Linked DNA regions of Homo sapiens: region 2 is linked to region 1. The links are chromatin contacts, found by Hi-C or POLR2A ChIA-PET in ENCODE. All regions are on one chromosome and are shown on one strand. The core of a region is the stretch at or near the end of the contact, and the rest is flanking DNA. Distances in the headings are between cores, read along the strand shown.

What was found. A loop is a pair of places that touch in the nucleus more often than their neighbours do. ChIA-PET counts read pairs that join two places held with the same protein, here RNA polymerase II (POLR2A). Pooled maps may share reads with other maps.
Region 2: a pooled map shows a loop between it and region 1 (4-fold over the local background). The contact joins the promoter of USP18 here to the promoter of HDHD5-AS1 in region 1. A Hi-C loop is called at or near these places in 6 of 50 pooled maps. POLR2A ChIA-PET finds 5 or more read pairs at or near these places in 4 of 52 experiments (PC-3, WTC11, activated naive CD4-positive, alpha-beta T cell and 1 more).

What each region holds. Positions count from the first base shown.
Region 1 is chr22:17,156,870-17,163,813 of GRCh38, reverse strand. It overlaps HDHD5-AS1 (HDHD5 antisense RNA 1), which reads right to left and starts at 4,425. Exons shown (of 2, transcript NR_024483.1): 1 at 3,977-4,425. It overlaps HDHD5 (haloacid dehalogenase like hydrolase domain containing 5), which reads left to right and starts at 4,537. Exons shown (of 8, transcript NM_033070.3): 1 at 4,537-4,688. The coding sequence starts at 4,563. RefSeq lists a silencer at 4,526-4,855.
Region 2 is chr22:18,148,503-18,155,758 of GRCh38, reverse strand. It overlaps USP18 (ubiquitin specific peptidase 18), which reads right to left and starts at 5,589. Exons shown (of 11, transcript NM_017414.4): 1 at 5,537-5,589. LOC124905076 (a long non-coding RNA gene) reads left to right here and starts at 6,545. Exons shown (of 2, transcript XR_007067999.1): 1 at 6,545-6,659. RefSeq lists enhancers at 1-437, 2,920-3,169, 5,529-5,848.

The DNA of each region.
Region 1 (6,944 bases), core at 3,176-5,675:
TACACGTGTGAGGCCGGAACTTCCCACAGTGTATCTTCTGTTCTGCTACCTTTCCTGAAAAGAACTGGCTCACCTCGGATTCCTGCCAGGAATGGCTGCTGTTTTATGGGGTTTGGGCCACAACTGAGGATGACCGAAAGCAAGGCAGGCCTGGGAGAAAAATGTGGCTCACTTGAGATGAGCAGGGCCCACAGATATCAGTGCTGGGGCACCAGTTGAACAGAACTGTGGTCATATAGGTGTGGCTGGGGGCTGGGGATAGAGAACAGGGAGCAGCATCTGTTCTGGGATGGGAAGTGTATGGTCTCCAGAACATACTGGTCCAGCGTCTGCTCAGAGACATGCTAACTCCTAAAGGAGAGCTTCCTAAAGTGGGTCAGCAGCATGAGCATCCTGGGGAGCTGATCAGATATGCACATCCAAACTCCAAAGGGAGCGCCATCAATCTGGGTTTTTAGGAGACCTCCAGGTGATTCTGATGGATGCTCAAGTTAGAGAATCCTGGACCTCTGAAGCCAGGTAGCAAGGTGGGGCAAGTCAGCGCATAGAAGGCTACAAATTCCAAATATAGTGTAATCCAAGCACCGAAGCCCTCTCTGAGACAAAAGCTGATTTAACAAACCCCACGAGTAACATGTGATTGAAGACTGGCGAGGCCCTTCTAATTAACATCCACGGTCCATTTGTACAACAGACGGTACAAAACATAATCTGGATAAACTCAGAAGACGTGCTCATATAAAGATTTGGGAAGTCTCCAAATTCAATCAAGTGAGCAGAGCAAATATTCTGAACCTGAATACGAAAGAACATCTTAATGTGATTGTGTCGTAACATGACTGGGAATCAAAATAAAGATGCGTTAAGCAACAGCAGGGCAGGGGTTCTGCTTACAATGTCAGCCACAGAGCCTGAGTTTGTTAGTGTTTATTCAGCACTGCCCAAAGGATAGAGCTAGGGGTGGCAGAATATGTGCTCCGTGCATCCGGCAGGATGGGAAGACACCTAGAATAGCACAGGGTAGACGTGAGTGCCCTTGTTCCTGGAAGTGCAAACTCTTTAACATGGCAAGCCTTAGCTGTGAGATTTCTCCTTAGAGGATGGTTCTTACCTTTTACTGGCTTATGAACCCAGAGAATCTAATAAAGACTTATCACGTACACACACAGTCTTTGATTCAATAATCATGTTGGAATCTCCCACAGTGCACCTTCTGTCATCTTTCCCCGAAACAAACAGACAAACAAACCAAACCAACTAAAACAACAGCAAAACCCAGCCCATTTCTGGTTCCTGCTTTGGATGGGCTGGAATGGTCTTATGGCATTCAGTCCACAATGGAGGAAGAATGAAAGCAAGGCAGGCCCATGTGGGGAACACTGCTGACTTAGGCTGAAACTCCTGAAGATTAATAACACTAAGTATGACACAGTCCTGATCACCAAGAATATTAGTTATCTTTTGCTGTATAACGAATTATCCCAAAGTGTAATGACTTAAAACAACAAACCTTCAGTATCTCCCTGTTTCTGAGGGTTAGGAATTCAGGAGTGACTTAGCTGGGTGGTTTTGCCTCAGGGTGGTTCATGAGGTTTTGGTCAAGGGTTCCGCCAGGAATGGAAGCTCCACCTCCAAGAAGATTCTCTCTCCTGACTACTGGTAGGATGCCTCAGATCCTCACCATGTGGGCCTTTCTATAGGGCTGCTTGAATGGCCTCACCACATGACAACTCTACTATGCGTCTAGCTTTCCTAGAATGAGTTATCTAAATGAGGGCAAGGTGGAAGTCACAGTATCTTTTATGACCTAGCCTTGGAAATCAACTACACTCACTTCTGTCCCATGTTATTTATTAAAAAGTCAGTGAAGTCCAGCCCACACTCAATGGGAGGGGAATTAGAATTAGACTCCAGGTTTTTTTTTTTTCTTTTTTTTTTTTTGAGACAGAGTCTCACTCTGTTGCTCAGGCTGTAGTGGCACAATCTTGGCTCACTGCAACCTCTGCCTCCTGAGCTCAAGCGATCCTCCCACCTTAGCCTCCTAGAATAGCTGGGACTACAGGTGTGTGTCACTATGCCTGGCTAATTTTTTTTTTATATATATATTTTGTGGAGACAAGGTTTTGTCACGTTGCCCAGGCTGGTCTGGCATTCCTGGACTCAAGTGATCCACCTGCCTCGGCTTCCCAAGTGTTGGGATTACAGGCATGAACCACCATACCCACCCAACTCCAGCTTTTTTTTTTTTTGGAGACATAGTTCCGCTCTGTCGCTCAGGCTGGAGTGCAGTGGCTCAATCTCAGCTCAGCTCTCTGCAACCTCTGCTTCCCAGGTTCAAGTGATTCTCCTGCCTCAGCCTCCCAAGTAGCTGGGATTACAGGCACACACCACCATGCCTGGCTAATTTTTGTATTTTTAGTAGAGACAGAGTTTCACCATGTTGGCCAGGCTGGTCACGAACTCCTGACCTCAGATGATCCACCTACCTCGGCCTCCCAAAGTGCTGGGATTACAGGCATGAGCCACTGTGACCGGCCTTTTTTTCTTCTTTCTTTTTTTTTTTTTTTTGAGATAGAGTCTCACTCTGTTGCCCAGGCTCGAGTACAGTGGCACGCTCTCAGCTCACTGCAACCTCCACCTCCCAGGTTCAAGCGATTCTCCTGCCTCAGCTTCCCAAGTAGCTGGGATTACAGGTGCATGACGAGCTAATTTTTGTATTTTTAGTAGAGACGGGTTTCGCCATGTTGGCCAGGCTGGTCTTGAACTCCTGATCTCAGATGATCCGCCTGACTTGGCCTCCCAAAGTGCTGGGATTACAGGTGTGAGCCACCGCGCCTGGCTATGCTTTTGAGGAGCCGATTGTCAAAAAAAACTGTGGGCATGTTTAAAAGCCATCATACCAAGAAATTTCTAATGACTAAATCAGTTTCTAGGTAGTTTAATAGAAGGAAGGGATTAGGAACATTGCAATCCTAGAGAGCTATGTCCCCTGGCAGGGTTTAAGTGTCGGGCTATTGTGAGTTTGACTGACTTGAATTAGTCTTCCAAATTCTGATTAGCTGTAGTTGAACTGAATTAAGATCTTGCCCTTCAAAGCTGAGGACCAAAGGACACCGCTAACTACTTCTTCATTTTATTATTATTATTATTATTTTTTTTTTTTTCAAGACGGAGTCTCACTCCGTCACCCAGGCTGGAGTGCATTGGCGCAATCTCGGCTCACTGCAACTTCTGCTGCCTGGGTTCAAGCGATTCTCCTGCCTCAGCCTCCCGAGTAGCTGGGACTTGAGGCGCCTGCCACCGCGCCTGGCTAATTTTTGCAGTTTTCAGCAGAGACGGGGTTTCACCATCTTGGCTAGGTGGTCTTGAACCCCTGACCTCCTGATCCACTCGCCTCAGTCTCCCAAAGTGCTGGGATTACAGGTGTGAGCCACCGCACCCGGCCCTATTTTATTATTTTTAAAATAGAGAAGGGGTCTCCCTATGTTGCCCAGGCTGGTCTGGAACTCCTGGACTCAAGTTTTCCTCCCACCTTGACCTTCCAAAGTTCTGGGATTACAGGGGTGAGCCACCGCACCCTGGCCTGCTAATGTGTGAGCTAGTGCAGTCTCTGTCCATATCCTCGACTCCCTCTCTGCTAGTGCTAAGTACATTGTAGGGTCCCGCGTTTTTAGCATAGCTATACCTATGAATGGGCCAAAGAATCTGAGGGCATCCTACACATTTCAAACGGTGGGAATGGAGACCTCTTTCCTCCAGCAGAATCTCCCCTCATGACCGGGGGACTACCAGATCCAGCTCTGCTAAGGGCCTCCACGGACGGAGTCGGCTACCTCTCCACTTTCAGTGACCGAAATCCATTCTTTGTTCATTCACCCTTGTGTCTACTCCGGGAAACGCGCAGCGGACACAGTCGTGTTCCCTAAGTGTTTGCTGACTTAGTCATCTGGCCCTCTCTGGAGTAGTCATTTTGTACCTTGTACTACATTCGTGCCTCTACCTCTCCGCAGTGCGCGCGGGGGCGGACTCACGTGCGCAGTCTCCCTATGCGCTGGGAGGGCGTCAGCAGGTTTACAGAAACAATGAAAGACTTAACAATTGGCGCGCGACGAGCGTCCCTTGACTGGCAGGGGCCCAGAGGACCTGAACATCACTAAGGGTCTGCCCCAGCGGCCCGGCCCTGAAGTCAAGGTTGAGACCCCCGGCCCAGACAGTCCGCGAAGCTGAGGGAGGCCGGCCTGGGGCCTGCCGCGCAATGTTACCGGGATCCGCAGGCACAGGGCGATAGTACGGACGCCGCCGCCCAGGCCGTGCCCATTGTGCGCCGCGGCCAGCTCACCGCGATCTCGGTCTAGGAGGCGGCGGGACCCCGCACTTCTTCCTTGCAACGGAGCCCCTTTGGCCTGCGGGTCGAGTTCCATAGGCGCCCGACGGGCTCCGCGCGCTTACAGGACTACAACTCCCGTGATGCCGCGCGCGCCGACCGCTGATTGGCTGTGCAGCGGACGGACTCGCGGGGGGGGGGGGCCGCACGCCGTGCACGTGCGCACGGCGACGGCCGGATGGCTGCGTGGGGCTGTGTGGCTGCGCTCGGCGCGGCGCGTGGGCTTTGCTGGCGGGCGGCGCGCGCGGCTGCGGGGCTCCAGGGCCGCCCCGCCCGCAGGTGCTATGCTGTGGGCCCCGCTCAGGTGAGGACGTCCGGGTTCTGGCCGAGCCACTCGCCACTCAGGGCCGGAGGCGGGGCGGGGAGCCGCGGGGAAGGAGGGGCGGCCGGGCTGGTATCCCAGCCTCCTGGGAACTGCCTGGACCGTCGTCGCGCCCGAGTGCATCGCGTTCTTGCTGGAGGGCGGATGCGCCCTGCCTTCCTCTGACTCGCTGGCGGCCTCGGAAACGCTACTCCCGCGGGAGAGCGCTCGTGGGACGGCCTGGGCCAGGCTGCTTGTCAGCCCCTGCGCTTCCCGGCAGTTTCCGCGTCCCTGTTTTCCCTGCGCGTCTTCTGATTTCCACCATGAGGACGTTTGGGTCGTGATTTTCATCTGCATGTGGAGGAAACTGGGCCGCGCGCCGGGAGCCGCGCCTGCGGGTGCTCCGCCCCCAAGTGCCTGTGGGTTTGGTGCGGGCCTTGGGTTCAGTTCAGCTCGCTGTGACCTCGACTGAGCGCTGGAGGCTCCGCGGGCGGGAGCAGGAGGGCTGGAGCCGGCGCCTGCTGTGTGCCCGGCGCGGTAGTGATGTGTGAGCCTCCCCGCAACTTCTGAGAAGGTGTGACCTTGTGTGGTCAGGAAGCCGAAGCTTGACGAGTTTTCAAGTACGTTTTCTCAGGTCCTGCAGCTGGGAGACGGCACAGGACACTAAACCAGGTTGGTCAGATCCACGGCTCTCACGCTCCCTTGGGCCGTTTTGCCTTTTCTGGAAAAAGGAATCACTTTGTCTTCTAAACGCACAAGTAATATTTTACATTAACATACGGATTTCACAGTAATCCTTGCATTTTTTTTTTTTAGACGGCATCTCTGTCACCAGGTTGGAGTGCAGTGGCGCAATCTCTGCTCACTGCAACCTCCGCCTCCCGGGTTCAAGCGATTCTTCTGTCTCAGCCTCCCGAGTAGCTGGGATTACAGGCACCCGCCACCACATCCGGCTAATTTTTGTATTTTTAGTAGAGACAGGGTTTCACCATGTTGGCCAGGCTGGTCTCGAACTTTTGACCTCAGATGATCCTCACATCTTGGCCTCCCAGAGTGGTGAGATTACAGGCATGAGCCAGTGCACCCGGCCAAATTACTTGCATGAAAAAAACACATAGTGCTTACTTTGTGCCAGGCACTATTCTAAGTACTTCACAGTTATTCGTATAATCTTTATAACAACTCCGAGGAAAGTACTATTATTAGTCTTCCCATTTTATAGATGGAGCAGAGGCACAGAGAGGTTAAGCAGCTTACCCAAGGGCACACAGCTGGTAAGTGGCAGAATCTGGAACTCAGGTAGTCTGGTGCCAGAGTCTAAGCTCTTAACAGCTGTATTATTTTTATGATTTTTAAATATGGAGCAGCTAAGGTTCAAAGCAGCTGAGTGACTTGGCCAGTGTCACATAGCTAGACGTGACCAAGGTGGAAGTTTGAAATTAGAATATGTTGATAAAAGGACTTACAAACTGTCAGGATATAAATATAAGGAAATATCGCCCTTATTTATAACTGTTGTATTGGCTCTAGCATCTCTGCAGAGTCCCGAAATGTCTCCAAGTGACTCTTCCGGTAGAGCAGAAAAAGAAGAATGCAGGATGACAGAGTTTGAGCACGAGCTTTAGAATTGAATCCTGTGCAGTCTGTTAGCGGCTTCACTTAAGGCAATTTACATAGCTTTCCAAGCTCAGTTTCCCCATCTATGTAATGGATCTATTACTTGTAATCCCAGCTACTCGGGAGGCTGAGGCAGGAGAAGCCCTTGAACCTGGGAGGGAGGTTGCGGTGAGCGGAGATCGGGCCATTGCACTCCAGCCCGGGCAACAGATCCTGACTCTTATCAAAAAAAAAAAAAAAGAAAATTAACCTTAGTTTAACTTTCTTGCTTTACCAAGTTTTTAATTTTTAAAATTTTTTACTCTTTTGTAATAGCACTTAGTTTAAAACACAACACATTGTACAGCTGTACTAAATATATCTTCATTTATATCATTGTTCCATAGCTTTTTTCTTTTGTGTGTGTGTGTGTGTGTGTGTGTGTGTATGTGTGTGAGACGGTGTCTAGCTCTGTTGCCCGGGCTGGAGTGCAGTGGCGCCATCTCGGTCCACTGCAACCTCTGCCTCCCAGGTTCAAGTGATTCGCCTGCCTCAGCCTCCCAAGTACGTGGGATTACAGGCGCCTGCCACCACGCCCAGCTAATTTTTGTATTTTTAGTAGAGACGGGGTTTCACTGTGTTGGCCAGGCTGGTCTCGAACTC
Region 2 (7,256 bases), core at 4,340-6,839, 990 kb before region 1:
TCAGGCATGGCGGGCTACAGGTCCCGAGCCCTGCCCTGCCAGGAGGCAGCTAAGGCCCGGCGAGAAATCGAGCACAGCAGCTGCTGGCCCAAGTGCTAAGCCCCTTACTGCCTGGGGCTTGCAGGCCGGCCGGCTGGCCGCTCCGAGTGCGGGCCCGCCGAGCCCACGCCCACTCGGAACTCGCGCTGGCCCACAAGCACCGCGTGCAGCCCCAGTTCCCGCCCCTGCCTCTCCCTCCACACCTCCCCGCAAGCTAAGGGAGCCCACTCCAGCCTCGGCCAGCCCAGGAAGGGGCTCCCACAGTGCAGCGGTGGGCTGAAGGGCTCCTCAAGCGTGGCCAGAGTGGGCGCCAAGGCCGAGGAGGCACCGAGAGCGAGCGAGGGCTGTGATGGCTGCCAGCACGCTGTCACCTGTCACCAGGACTAGGCTCACTACAGTAAAACCCAGTACTGGGCAGAGCCTCATCACCCTGATACTAGACCAGTACCCACAGGCAGATCTCACCCCACCCTAGTGCCAGATGAGAACCCACAGCCCCAGTAACAGGGACTGGCGATCTGGCCCACATCACTACCTGACAACTACAGTGGCCCTGGGCCCTGAATAACTTCAGCAGCAGCAAGCACGCCATCACAGCTGTGGGTCTTGGGCGTGCCCCAGTGCTGTGCCAGTCTCGGCAGCTATGGCCTTCAGGCATAACCCAGGGCTGTGTCAGCCTCAGTGGCCAAAGAATTCCAACCACAGTGATGCTGGGCTTAGAGCACCCCCCAGCACTACAACAGCTGAAGCAGTCATGGGCTTAGGGTCCTGACCAATCAGCCTCTCCCTAATCTCCTATGGGTTTCCTGATGAAAGACGAGCCCAAACAAAGCCAGGCAATGAAGACTGGCTTAGGTACCTATGTCAATGCACAGACATTGACACACAGCCATAAGGATCAAGGTCAATCAGAGAAACATGACATCACCAAATGAACAAATTAAGGTGCCAGTGACTAACCCTAAAGATATAGAGATGAGGCCTGGCATGGTGGCTCAGGCCTGTAATCCCAGCAGTTTGGGAGGCTGAGGTGGGAGGATCACTTGAGCCCAGGAGTTCAAGACTAGCCCGGGCAACATACTGAGACCCCATCTCTAAAAAAAAATTTAGATGGTCATAGTGGTGCACGCCTGTGGCCCCAAATACTGAGAAGGGTGAAGGAGGAGGATCACTTGAGGCCAGGAGTTTGAGGCTGCACTGAACTATGATTGTGCCACTACACTCCAGCCTGGGCAACAAATGAGACCTTGTATCTAAATAAATAAATAAGATGAAATAAAATAATAATAATGGGTAACATCGAAGCACTATTTCTTATAAAAGGTGAAAGCCTTTTATATGTACTGTCTTATTTATCCTTACACAGCCATGTGAATTAATTACTGTTATATTTCCATTTGACAGATGAGAAAACTGAGATACAAAGAAGTAAGTGCCTTTCCCACTGGCAAGTGATGGGCCAGATGTAGACAAGCTGGACGGGGTTTAAGTCCAGCTAACATGCTGCTCAGAGTGAGGAATAAACTCAACCAAATCATTGGTGGGAATGTAAATTAGTAGAGCCATTATGGAAAACAGTATGGAGATTCCTTAAAAACCTAAAAATAGATATACCACATGATCTAGTAATGCCACTGCTGAATATATATCCAAAGGAAAGGGAATCAGTATGTTGAAGAGATATTTGCACTCTCATGTTTACTGCAGCACTGCTCATAATACCCGAGATACGGAATCAACCTAAGTGTCTATCAAAAGAGGAATGGATAAAGAACATGTGGACTATATACACAAAATGGGATGTTATTCAGCCATTACAAGAGAATGAAATCCTGTAATTCCCATCAACATGGATGAGCCTGGAGTACATTACGTTAAGTGGAATAACCTAGGCACAGAAAGATAAATACCACATGTTCACACTCATATGTGAAAGCTCAAAAAGCTTATCTCCTAGAAATAGAGAATAGAAAGCCAGGCATGGCAGTTCACACCTGCAATCCCAGCACTTTGGTTGGCTGAGGCAAGAGGATAGCTTGAAGCCAGGAGTTCAAGACCAGTCTAGGCAACATAGCATGTTGCCTAAATAAAATAAAAAATATTTTATTTTCTAAAAATAAAAATAAAATTAGCCTAGCATGGTGGCATGTACTTGTGGTCCCAGCTACTTGGGAGACTGAGGCAGGAGAATCAGTTGAGCCCAGGAATTTGAGGCCACAGTGAGTTATGATCGTGCCACGGCACTCCAGCCTGGGCAACAGGGCAAGACCCTGTCTCCTTTTTTTTTTTTGAGATGGAATTTCACTCTTTTTACCCAGGCTGGAGTGCAGTGGTACAATCTCAGCTCACTGCAACCTCTGCCTCCCGAGTTCAAGCACTTCCCCTGCCTTAGTGTCCCAAATAGTTGGAACTACAGGCATGTGCCACCACGCATGGCTAATTTTTGTATTTTTAGTAGAGACGGGGTTTCACCATGTTGGCCAGGCTGGTCTTGAACTCCTGACCTCAGGTGATCCACCCATCTCGGCCTCCCAAAGTGCTGGGATTACAGGCATGAGCCACCGCGCCCAGCCTGGAATATATTCTTAAATTCATGTTGGATGGCTCAGATAACAACAACCTCTTTTTCTTAGTAAATATTGACTTTCAATAGTTATAAACAGTTGTTCTTCTTACAAGGCCCAGCCTAGGAGGACTCAACTGAAATGATGACAGCAGACAATTCCATCAGCAAGAAAGAGGATTTTGAGCTCATCATTGAGGGAAAGCTGATGAAAGAGAGCAGAGAGGTTCCAGGCTGCATTTTCCAAGATGTTGTCCTCTTCTCCGCCAAGACCTCCCAGATACTTCAGTAGGATATAGCAGTAAAACCTCATGGAGCAGATCATTTGAGCAGGCTCGGTCCCAAAGGGAAACAAAATACAGCAGCCTTTCAGGGTAGATCACACTGGGGAGACAGGGAGGCGGGGCAGCAAGGAAAGGAAAGTGAAGCTTAAAAGGTCTAAGGAGGATGGGGAGGGCAAGGCGAGCAGAGAGACCGCAGCTGAAGTTAGCAGGGGCAATAAGCATCCACCAGAGAAAACAGCCTGGGCGGATTCCAAGGAAGGGGATTTTCAAACTCAACTGCTGACTCAAAAAAAGACCCCCAGGCCAGGCGCGGGGTCTTTGTTTGAGACTCTGTCTCAAACAAAACAAAACAAAAATCCCAAATACTAAACTAACTTAGCTCCCACCCTACCTGAATTTTTTTTTTTTTTTTTGGTTCACGTTCTCTCATGATCTTCCCGAAATGTTATCCTTAAGCTTCGGGGAGAGGTGAGCAACGGAAGGAACTGGCCCAGGCCCACCACTAAAGAAGCCCCAGGACCAATCGGGGTCCTCAGAGAAGCCCCAGAAGAGCCAGGAACAAGCTGCAGAAAACCTGGGGAGGGTGGGGCCTCCACCCAATACTCCACTCACAACTGGACTCTCTGCCAGGAAAGCCAACTCCAACATTTAGATGCCCTAAAAGGAACAAAATTAACCTGCCAGGAACATGATTCAAGCAGCCTCGGTGTCTTCCGACCCACCCCATCATGGCAACCACAATTGTAGACCGCAGTCTCGATGACGTGTTCACATTATTTTGCATTTCTTTTTTCTTTTTTTATTTTTATTTTTATTTTTGAGACGGAGTCTCCCTCTGTCGCCCAGGCTGGAGTGCAGTGGCCGGATCTTGGCTCACTGCAAGCTCCGCCTCCCAGGTTCACGCCATTCTCCTGCCTCAGCCTCCCGAGTAGTTGGGACTACAGGCGCCTGCCGCCACGCCCAGCTAATATTTTTTATTTTTAGTAGATGGGTTTGCACCGTGTTAGCTAGGATGGTCTTGATCTCCTGACCTCGTGATCCACCTGCCTCGGCCTCCCAAATTGCTGGGATTACAGGCGTGAGCCACCGCGCCCGGCCTATTTTGCATTTCTTGAGTAATCGTAATATGCGGGTTAGAACACACGGATTACAACACTTTGGATGAAAAACCACATAATAGGGAAATTTTGGGACTACTCTCTCTCAAAAAAAAAAACAGCTCGTGGAAAAACTAGGACTTACCTTCTTTGAAACTATGTTTATGTTAAGCATTTTCCCCTTTGTAAGCTCATCATTGTGTAAAAGTGTCAGAACTGTGCAACACATTTTTTAACAGTCCAAAAGCAAGTTCTTTGATAAATCAATATGAAGCCGTGCACCTGTGTTACTCTCCCTCCCGTTTTGTTCCTGCGAACACATCGGTAACCTGCATTCACTCTCCATCCAACTCTGTTCAATACCAGAAAGAAACTTCAGATGAAATGCTTTTCAGTATTTGCCTTGTTTTCTGGAACAACTTTAAAGTACAAATTATACCTAAATAAGTACAAATTAAAGCCTCTGCTTTAATTTTCAAACACTTTGAACCCAGATTTTCAGGGGTCTCAAAATGGAGTTTTGTGTTTAAAAGTCTAAATTTAGCTTTCTTCCAAGGAAAAGGGTGTGAAGAAGAGAGGTTAAGACTAAAATACTCTGATTTGCAGAGTTTGACAACATCCTTCCAATTTCTCAATATGAATGCCCACTGACCCAGCCATTCCACTTCTAGGAATTTTCCACCGATATATTTGTATGAATGTATACATAAAATTATATTCATTGCCGTATCTGTGCCAGTAAAAACTGGAAACAACCTAAATCTCCATGCATTGTTTAAACAATGTACTTCCCATACCATGTATCAGGTTTTTTTGTTTGTTTGTTTGAGACAGTTTCGCTCTGTCGCCCAGGCTGGAGTGCAACGGTGCGATCTCGGCTCACCGCAACCTCCGCTCCCGGGTTCAAGCGATTCTCCTGCCTCAGCCTCCCGAGTAGCTGGGATTACAGGCATGCGCCACCACGCCAGGCTAATTTTGTATTTTTAGTAGAGACGGGGTTTCTCCATGTCTGTAACTCCTGACCTCAGGTGATCCTCCCTCCTCGATCTCCCAAAGTGCTGGGATTACAGGCGTGAGCCACCGTACCCGGCCGAATCAGTTTTTTGTTTTATTTTTAATGCCATTAACACATCTATATGTCCTGCCATGAAAAGATGTCCATAATATACTCAGTGGACAAAGCAAGTTCGAAATGATTTTAAAGACTTGTACATAGAAACATTTCTGATAAGGTACAAACAAAAATGATACTGAGTGGAAGACTGCGAGACACATTTGTCTGCATTGTTTGAATTTTTTTACAAGCTTACAACACTTCTGCAATTTCTTTTTTTGTTTTAATTAAACACAAAGTCATGTCAAAAGTCCAAATAACTATATTAGCTTAGAAAAAAATTCACTGGCCCAAAATATATGCACGTAGTAAATACAGATCACTATCATAATTTGCAGAGCACAATTATTACTTAATTCCTTAATTATCTGACTGGCATAGGAGCAGAGTTGGATGTCTGTGCTAGAAAGAAAACTTCCAAAATGAGCCCCGAACTTGCCTCAAGCGCCATGCAAGCGTCCAGCCTCCGCTGCTGAGTTCCACGTCGGGACTGAGCCGGGGACCGAGCTGGGACCGAAGTTCCGCTCCGGGCCCGCCTTGGTCTGGCCCCGCGCTCGTGGCACCCCGCCCAGCTTTCGTTTTCCACTGAATGGAAAGCGAAACTTACAGCGGCCTCCGCGCCGGGAGCTGGGCGCCAGCGTGCGGGGAAACCCTGCCGGCCCGAGCTTCCCGCGGCTGCCGTTGCAGCCGCGCACCTGCTCCAGACTTCCAGCCCTCGCTTTTTTTTTTTTTTTTTTTTTTTGAGACGGAGTCTCATTCTGTCGTCCAGGCTGGAGTGCGGTTGCGCTGTCTCGGTTCACTGCAAACTCCGCCTCCTGGGTTCAAGCGATTCTCCTGCCTCAGGCTCCGGAGTAGCTGGGATTACAGGCATGCGCCACCACTCCTGGCTAATTTTTGTATTTTAGTAGCGATGGGGTTCCGCCATGCTGGCCAGGCTGGTCTCAGGTGATCCGCCCGCCTCCTAAAGTGCTGGGATTACAGGTGTGGGCCACCGCGCCCGACCTACAGGCGCCTTTTTATTTGCGATTTTAAGGTCCTTGCAATTAGCCTACGTGTTAGAGTCATTTGGCGTTTGGTAGTATCCATGGCAGCATTTTTTCTTTCTTAATGCTATTGTATTTCTTGGATCGGGTGTCTTCACATCACCGGCCTGTGGCTTGGATGCGGCACATGGTGTAATTAGGAGCTCCCCTGTGGGCATGCAGATACAGATATTTCTCCACTTAAGAAGGGGTCAGGGGGCGCGGTGGCTCACACCTGTAATCCCAGCACTTTGGGATGCTGAGGCAGGCGGATCACCTGAGGTCAGGAGTTCGAGACCAGCCTGACCAACATAGTGAAACCCCATCTCTACTAAAAGTACAAAAATTAGCTCGGCGTGGTGGCGCTTAATCCCAGCTACTTAAGAGGCTGAGGCAGGAGAATAACTTGAACCCAAGAAGCGGAGGTTGCAGTGAGCAGAGATCGACAAGAGCAAGACTCCGTCTAAAAAAAAAAAAAAAAAATGGGGTCAAGTCCCAGTGAACCCATCATGAAGTCGAAACATCGTAAGTGAAACCACGGTAAGTGATGGACCATCTGTGTATATATAAGGTTAAGAGATCTGTAACATGCACACCGGAAAGGCTTATTACCTCTTTAGAGATGTATTTCTTGTATGTAGACTCATGGGGGTAGGGGCAGAAGGGTTATCTGCTAGGGGCCTCAAACTCCAGCCGCTGGAATTTGCGCAGGAAAGCAGGGTACAATTCCCCCAAAGCGATCATTCTTTCTGAAAGCCGTCCCCGCAGCAACAGACAAATAGCCTCCAAAAACCCAAAGCTGCCAGAACCTCACTGAAGCGTTGGTAGGGTCTGCAGTAAGGTACAAAATACCATGGCATGAAGATGTATAAACGTGTCCATAATAGGGTGGATGTGTGTTAGAAGCATGAGCACAGATATACACATACAGGCTATCCACACGTCCATCGTCAGCCCAGACTCCGCTTACATTGCTGCTGGAACGGAGGCAGTGTCGCCCACAGTGCAGCATGTTCTCCCTGGAAGGCTGGTGGACTTTGCGCAGTATGGTGTTTACACAGGTACACGGTGGTGGGCGCAGGGTCCGTCCTCATTATATTTGCTGACCAATCAGTTATATAACCAGCTTCATACATC